Linked DNA regions of Homo sapiens: region 2 is linked to region 1. A link is a contact called in ENCODE Hi-C or POLR2A ChIA-PET data. All regions are on one chromosome and are shown on one strand. Each heading gives the region's core, a stretch centred on a gene start or an enhancer-like site at or near the end of the contact. The rest is flanking DNA. Distances are from core to core; before and after follow the strand shown.

The links. A loop is a pair of places that touch in the nucleus more often than their neighbours do. ChIA-PET counts read pairs that join two places held with the same protein, here RNA polymerase II (POLR2A). Pooled maps may share reads with other maps.
Region 2: a pooled map shows a loop between it and region 1 (3-fold over the local background). The contact joins two enhancer-like sites. A Hi-C loop is called at or near these places in 3 of 168 maps with a recorded cell type or tissue (IMR-90, MCF 10A and mammary epithelial cell), 1 of 37 single-sample maps with no recorded cell type and 4 of 50 pooled maps. POLR2A ChIA-PET finds 5 or more read pairs at or near these places in 3 of 52 experiments (AG04449, AG04450 and BJ).

The regions. Positions count from the first base shown.
Region 1 is chr5:111,982,081-111,986,314 of GRCh38, forward strand. The region is part of intron 3 of NREP-AS1 (NREP antisense RNA 1); the gene reads left to right. Among named protein-coding and RNA genes, the nearest start is that of NREP-AS1, 72 kb to the left of the region's middle. Within about 2 kb of position 2,076, at least 2 of the 41 ENCODE cell types and tissues checked have a DNase peak (open chromatin) inside an H3K27ac peak, as active enhancers do.
Region 2 is chr5:112,144,508-112,148,472 of GRCh38, forward strand. It overlaps a transcript of EPB41L4A not described here. Among named protein-coding and RNA genes, the nearest start is that of EPB41L4A-AS1, 14 kb to the right of the region's middle. Within about 2 kb of position 1,949, at least 5 of the 41 ENCODE cell types and tissues checked have a DNase peak (open chromatin) inside an H3K27ac peak, as active enhancers do.

The DNA of each region.
Region 1 (4,234 bases), core at 826-3,325:
TTTTTGTATTTTTAGTAGAGATGGGGTTTCACCTTGTTAGCCAGGATGGTCTCGATCTCCTGACCTCATGATCCACCCGCCTCGGCCTCCCCAAGTGCTGGGATTACAGGCGTGAGCCACCGCGCCCGGCCACCATGCCACTTCTTAATGATGATCTAGGACATGATTCACCAAACTATAACCCACCGGTAAAATCTGGTTGTGTAAATAACACTTTATTGGAAAACAGCCACATTCAATTGTTTACATATTGTCTGTGGCTGCTTTTGCACTACAATGGCAGCACTGAGTAGATCTAACAGAAACTATATGGCCCACAAAGCCCCAAATACTTACCATCTGGCCCGTACAGAAAGAGTTTGTTTACCCTTGATGTAGGAGGTTGGATGGGGCAATCTATCTTCAATGTACTTTTAGCAAAACACATAAGATTTGACAAACAGTGGCCTTAATGTAAGACTACTGCTTATCTCACCTAAAGTCTAGAGGTAGGCAGGCCCAGTTGGTTCACAGATTGAACAATGACCTCAGAGACCCTGGATTTTTACCCTCTCCCATTCTGCCATCTTTATCAGATTGATTTACCACTTCAGAGTTTCCAGATAGCTACAATAGCCACAAGCATCCTCTTAGGACAGCAACCAAGACAGAAGAAATGGAAAGGGCAAAACAGATATTTTCTTATGAAATTCTTTATCATGAAAAAAAAGTTTTCCCAGAAAGCCTTGGTAGAAATTCTCAAATTGTTTTGCATGCATAGCCTTGGACCAATCACAAAGTGTACTGAGGTTTGCCATGGTGGGTTTGGAGCCAGGGTTGTCATGCCTGGTTGCATATTAGAATTATCAGCAAAGTAACTAACAAATTAGAAAACATTAACATCTGTGCCCTATCTCACTCCAATCATGGCAGACTCTTTCAGGTGGTTCCTAGTAGTGGTATTTTTCTTTTCTTTAACTCTTAAGAAGATTCTAATAGGTAACCAGGAATGAGAACCACCAGTTGAACTAATCATCATTCATTTCCTGGGGCTGAACATGTTTCTACATGAAAAAAAGCAGGGTTTATTGTATGGGAAGAAAAAGGAACAACTGGGTGGCTTCTGGGTAGGCGATCAATGAAGTTTGTCACAGTCATCTACATAGATACTGAAGCAATTCATATAAATGGTGGACTTGGGGGAAAGAGACTGGGAGCCAGAATCCACCCAGAATCTTCCATGAATGAGGGGGAGCACCTAGAAAGTTTATGGGTAACCCCTTCAAGCAGGGTAAAGGTCCATGAACTTCATTGGAAAAAAAGCCTACATGTAAAGATCACAGGAGACGGAGGTGTTGAGGGAGGGTAGGAATGTAGGAAAGAAAGGAGTGCTAAGGATACAATTAGTTCAATATTGGGCATATTGAAAGTAAAGTGTCTGTTATTTCAAGGTTGAGGTATCTAAAAGACTTACCAGTCTAGAGTTCAGAAAAGAAGTAAACTGCATTCTTTCTAGGACATTTTTTAGAACAGGTGGCTACTAAGAATTTCCCCAGGAAATTGGCTTAAACTGGAAATGTCCCAAGAAACTACTATCTATGGGGATGATGAAATCATGAATCGGAGGTTGTTCTGTGAGATGCTTAAAATACAAAGAAAAGTAAATATCTGCACCTTGAGATACAACAAACATAAATCAAACCTAATGCCAACTGTTAAGACTGTCAATTTATCCTGAACCCCTTCTAAAGATAACAGACATTTTGATATTTTACTTGACACATTTCAAGCTTTGATGGTAAAAGGAAATCACACTATTTTCAACTAATAAGAATAATAAAATTAGCAGGACAAATCCAAGACTTCCAATTCCAAATCCCTTGGATTGAATCCTCACTTAATCCAAGCTCTGATTTGCACATGACTGGTAACTGCAAAATCTGAGTGACCTTTTCATCTCCAATGAAACGCCCTGGGAAAATTGTTTTCCTTGCGCTCATTTCAAAACAGTAACTGCTCTACTTCATTTAAGATTCCTTGTCAAGGGAATTCAATTAGCATCAGCCTGAGGTTACCTCAGGACTTCTTAAAGTTTTTTATCCTGTGAAGTCCCTTGGGTTTTCCATGACTCACATCTACTGTCCACACAAAATAAGTTCACATTTCATCTTACAAATTCTGAGGTATTTCTGGTCTCCCCCTCACTATCACATCAAATCTGAAAGGAGGAAGTGCCCAAGGGGAGGGAGTAGGTGGTGAATGCCAGGTCACCCATAGTTCACTGCCTTTTCCCCAAGCAGCTATCCAGAGCACAGGGGCTGCGTCTCTGTGGCTTCCTGAGAATAGCCCATGATCTCCCTATGGGTCAACTCCCAGTTTAGAAAACACTGGGAAAATACTGAACGTCTGCTTTGTATAAAGACAGACTCTGAGTTAAATAGAACCCAGGAATGCTGAAACAATAACATTTGACAAATTTGCTCTACTAATAGCATAAAAATCTCAGCTTATCAATGGGAAAATATTTATTGCTTGCTATTATTAAAATTAAACAGGCCATCTTCATTGAACTATCATAAGATGAAAATTCCATTTATTCAGCCTCTAGTTCAACAAGTACTTGAGTGCCTACTATGTGCAAGACACAAGGTGACTAAAACACAATTCCTACTTTTCAGTAAACAAAAAAACTAAAAAAAAAAAACCCTTGCCAAAAACATAATATGATGCTATAATATGTCACAAAGGTGTCAGGGTGTGCCTGATTATATCTATAGGATTGCTATGATAGGCCTGCCAGAAATCCAACCACATGAGGCTCTTTCTAGGACGGCATCACGAGGACAGCATCAGGCAGGTAAGTCTGGCACTTCTGTACCTTCCTGGTCAGAGGGTAAGTGCAATTCTGACAGCCTATGGCTGTCAATTGGATGTTTGCTCTGTTCTTTGAGTAAAAACAGAAACAGCTGTTTTTACTAACATAAGTGATATTGGGCCAGATAGGAACACATCTTGGTACACTTTTCCCAAAAAGAAAGATTAATATCACCAAATTGTAAACAAATTTAGTCATTCAACAAATATTTATCAAGAGCCTACAATGTAGCGCAGTCACAAAGTTGAGGCCTAAGGAAAACAGGTAACACATGAATAATCTGCAGGCAACAGGAAGTAATCAATCTGATATATTTACAATTAATGAGATCTCATTGGAACAGAGTGTCCAATTGGTGACAAATTTTTAAAAGATGTGTGGAAACTAGAGCAGATTCAAAGTAAAATAGTAAGAATGATTAACAAAGAAAATTAGGTTACATAGGAAAAGGTTATATTAGAGTTCCTTAACTTAGAGAAGACTAAGGGCTGACTTGATTATCATCTTCATGACTGAGAGAGGCTTGATGCTGTTTTCCTTAAAGGCTCAGATGTGAGACAATGGGATAAAATTAAAGCATGTGTTTAGCCATTGATCCAATCAATAAACACACATAATAGGGGTATCTGCCTTGTTACGTAAAACAACAGAAGATTGTAGAAGCACGAAGAGAGTACAACATAGTCCCTGCTAATGAAAGGCATTTCATTTGGACATAGAACATAATTCCATAAAAAATCAGTTGATAAAACTCAAGAATTGGCTGAAGGAGAGTATGTAATATGAATAAATGCCTAGACATTGTCAAGAAGAAAATCGATTGCTACTCCAGATCATCACAATCAGGGCATAGAGCGAGATAATAACTCAAGTTTCCTTATACATTTGTGATACTAGAATCTGCACCCTAGTTTTACAGTCAACAGTTCCCTACAAAGTGACATTAAAAGTGATATATAACTATGATGTAAATAACTGGATTTATATTTGACCACTGACTAATATTATGATTTCATGTCATATATTCTTATGTCCATTTCTTTTTTTTATTTTATTTTTTATTTTTTTATTTTATTATTATTATACTTTAAGTTTTAGGGTACATGTGCACAATGTGCAGGTTAGTTACATATGTATACATGTGCCATGCTGGTGTGCTGCACCCATTAACTCGTCATTTAGCATTAAGTATATCTCCTAAAGCTATCCCTCCCCACTCCCCCCACCCCACAACAGTCCCCAGAGTGTCATGTTTCCCTTCCTGTGTCCATGTGTTCTCATTGTTCAGTTCCCACCTATGAGTGAGAATGTGCGATGTTTGGTTTTTTGTTCTTGCGATAGTTTACTGAGAATGATGATTTCCAATTTCATCCATGTCCC
Region 2 (3,965 bases), core at 699-3,198, 160 kb after region 1:
CCCAAGCAATCTGCCAGCCTCAACTTCTTAAACTGATGGGATTACAAGTATGAGCCACCGCGCCTGGTCTTGGTTGGATACAGAGATTTTAGAGGCTTTACTGGCCATGGCTGAATTTACACCTAATCCTCAAAGATGATATCTTTTGTGAGCTGGATCGTAGGATTGTAGAGATAGAAGAAAACCTAGAGGTCATTTATATCTAAATTGGGTGAAAGTAGCAATGACATCCCAGGTGATAGACATTGGGGCCATGGGTGTTGCAATTGTTGCTACTGCTGTTATAGTTGAATGTGTGACATAAATGTCACATGTATGAATATGTAATCTTGTGCCCATGCCCCACTTGAGGTTATAGCACCTAGAATTGAAAAGAGGGTAGTCCAGCCTGCAGGAGAAGAGGGAGGGGATCCCCTCACTCCTTTGCCATGCCACACTTTTTAATCAATGAAACCTAAGTTAACATTAACTTTGTTTAAAAAAAGTAAGTTAATTCTGGCTGTGCGTGGTGGTGACTCATGCTTGTAATCCCGGCACTTTGGGAGGCCGAGGTGGGCGTATCACTTGAGGTCAGGAGTTTGAGACCAGCCTGGCCAACATGGCGAAACCCTGTCCCTACTAAAAATACAAAAATTAGCCAGGCGTGGTGGCACAAACCTGTAATCCCAGCTACTTGGGAGGCTGAGGTGGGAGAATCACTTGAACCTGGGAGGTGGAGGTTGCAGTGAGCCAAGATCACATTGCTGCACTCCAGCCTGGGCAACAGAGTGAGGTTATATAAAGTGTGGTTCATCTTAATTTGATAACGGAGATTTTATGTAAAATCTCTTCTGCACCACCATTTTAGAGATCTTACTTGAAGTGCTGACTTGTCAATGACAGAGATACTGAAGAAACTGCTAAATGAATGCTATTTGAGATGGAGATTTTGTATTTTTATGAATCAAAATAAATAAATAAAAATAAGTTAACTCTGCTGACAGCCATTGTACACAACTGATTTATACTATCTTCACTGCCAACTACATTTCCTGTCTTCTTCAGATTTGTCACAGCTACTTATCCTGTATACATGCTATTGACTTTAGGACACATGTAGTGGCCTTTACATGTAGTCTCTTTAAAACAATTCTTGCTATACTACCAAGTTTAACCAGCCTAAGACTTAGGATCTTGATTTGACCATTTAATTTATTCTATTTAATTTCACATCATCCCAAATTTGATAAACGTGCATACAACATCCTCAACCAAATCACTGTAAAAAGAATTAAAGAAAAAGGCCAAGAACAACCCTAGACACATTCCTCCATTTGATATCAATCTATTAAATAGCTATTGAGACAATTATCAATATACATAATTACACTTACATCCCAGCCCCAATATCACTTCATCCAGAAGTGTATTATGAGAGACCTTCTGAAGTGCCTTGTTCAAACTCAGATTTCCAAGTTCTCTGCCCTTTCTAGGTCTGGAGGTCTGGACACCCTGTTAAAGAAAAAAGTTTGCTGTGACAAGTGTCAAACCCAATCTGGCTTCTCATGAAGTAGGTGCTACTGCCTCTAGGGACTACTCACCCATTCATCTGATAGGGTCTTACAGAATCGAGACCACATTCACTATTGTAGACCAAAGTTTATTGAAATTACTACTCCCCCTTTTTAGAAATGTCAAGCATCGCGATCCTCAAACTTCTGCCTTTCAGCCATTCTTGGGCTCACCATGATTTCTGGGAAGGTTTCATATTCTCAATTTCAAGTTCAGAAATATAACTCACCCATTTGACAGACTTCAGATCTCTAATGGAACAGCTGCAATTCTCTTTCAGTGGCTAAAACCAAATACTAACATTAATACATGAACAGCCCACTCATTAGAAACCCAGGTTTTGTGTTTAGTGCTGTTTGAGTAATTCTGTGTCCCACAGGAGCAGAGGATCTTCCAACGCTGTTTGCGCTCCCCAAAGACTCTTGCACCATCAAGCTAACAGCAAGGTTACTGACGGAAACAGATTTTTCTAAAAATATCCTTGGCAATGTGTGGACATGAAACACATGCCACATATATTTAGTCATAAAAATATAAAAAATTTATTTTTGTCTAGCAACTATTTATTTCCAGATGTGTGACTAAGCACAGCAACCAAATCATACCTGACTTAAAAAAAAATTAAGACCAGTCGAGCTGCCTAACCACAGAAGAAAGGTCTATTAATAATTTAACCCTCGTTGCTACTGGCAAGCTGGCTGCAGACTGAAGCACCAGCTTTATCCTCCTGGTTAGCTTAGAACATAGAGTCTGCAGTACAGGAATCTTACCACTCAAAGATGTTTCATACTTGTCTGAATTGGAATGCATAAGATGTAACCTTAACAGGTCTTTTCTATTAATTAGACGAGACTTTTATTTAAAGAAAAGCCTCACCTTGGAAAAACAAGTATGAAAAATATAAAAACCAGGTTTAAAACACCTGGAAAATGTGGTGATTCTACTCCAATATGACTATTCAGTTGTTCATTTATTCCAATTAAAGTGTAATCCTGTAATGTGTAAAGTGTAATGTGCTGCTCTAAATTAGTGTGGGTTTTGTGCTTGGCTTGTACTGCCACCTGGTGGTTTTCTACATGTAGTAACATCAGACCCAGGAATGTCTTGAATTAGTATTCATTTAGCAGTCTATTCAGTATCTCTGTCATTGACAAGTCAGCACTTCAAGTACGATCTATAAAATGGTGGTGGAGAAGAGATTTTACATAAAATCTGTGTTATCAAATTAAGACAAACCACACCTTATTTAATCACATCATTTTTATGTGAACACATTTAGCATAAAGATTAGCAAATCTGAGCCGGGTGCGGTGACTCACGCCTGTAATCCCAGCACTTTGGGAGGCCGAGGCAGGCGGATCACCTGAGGTCAGGAGTTCGAGACCAGCCTGGCCAACATAGTGAAACCCCTTCTCTACTAAAAGTACAAAAATTAGCCGGGTGTGGTGGCATGTGCCTGTGGTCTCAGCTACTTGGGAGGCTGAGGCAGTAGAATCACGAACCCGGGAGGCAAAGGCTGCAGTAAGCCAAGACTGCACCACTGCACTCCAGCCTGGGCAACAGAACGAGACTCTGTCTCAAGAAAAAAAAAAAAAAGATTAGCAAATCCATAATGAAAATTCCATAAGAGAAAAAAATTTAAGGGTAATTACACCCCCAAAATAAGAAAAAAATGAATGAAAAAGACAAGGCCTTTCCAAATATAGGCCTACCTGGCTTTTGATAAAAACAGGCCTAGCGCGGTGGCTCACGCCTGTAATGCCAGCATTACAGCATTTGAGACCAGCCTGGCCAACGTGGTGAAACCTTGTCTCTACTAAAAATACAAAAATTAGCTGGGCAAAATGGCACATGACTTTAGTCCCAGCTACTTGGGAAGCTGAGGCAGGAGAATTGCATGAACCCAGGAGGTGGAGGCTGCAGTGAGCTGAGATGGTGCCACTGCACTCCAGCCTGGGTGACAGAGTGAAAAAACAAAAATAAATTAAAAAATAAACGCAAACACCAGAAAATTGGGAGTTAAATAGTATTACTATAATATAATAGTATTACTATATAATATAATAATATAATAGTATTACTATATAATATAATAATATAATAGTATTACTATATAATATAATAATATAATAGTATTACTATATAATATAATAATATAGTTTAGTAGTATTACTATACAAAAGTAGTTTCCATAGGTTTCTTTGATATGTTTTAGAATTCATGTTTCTCTTTTGTGAAATGTCTCTTTTTGACTTTGGCTCTGATGATTTCCCAGTGTTCATATGGATAAATGTGAATATTTTAAAATTAGGGTTATATTTCTTTTAATTACATTTATTATAAGAATTTTACCAATTGATACATGGAATTTTCTTTAATTATTACTTTAGTGACAGAACAGTTTTAGATTTTCC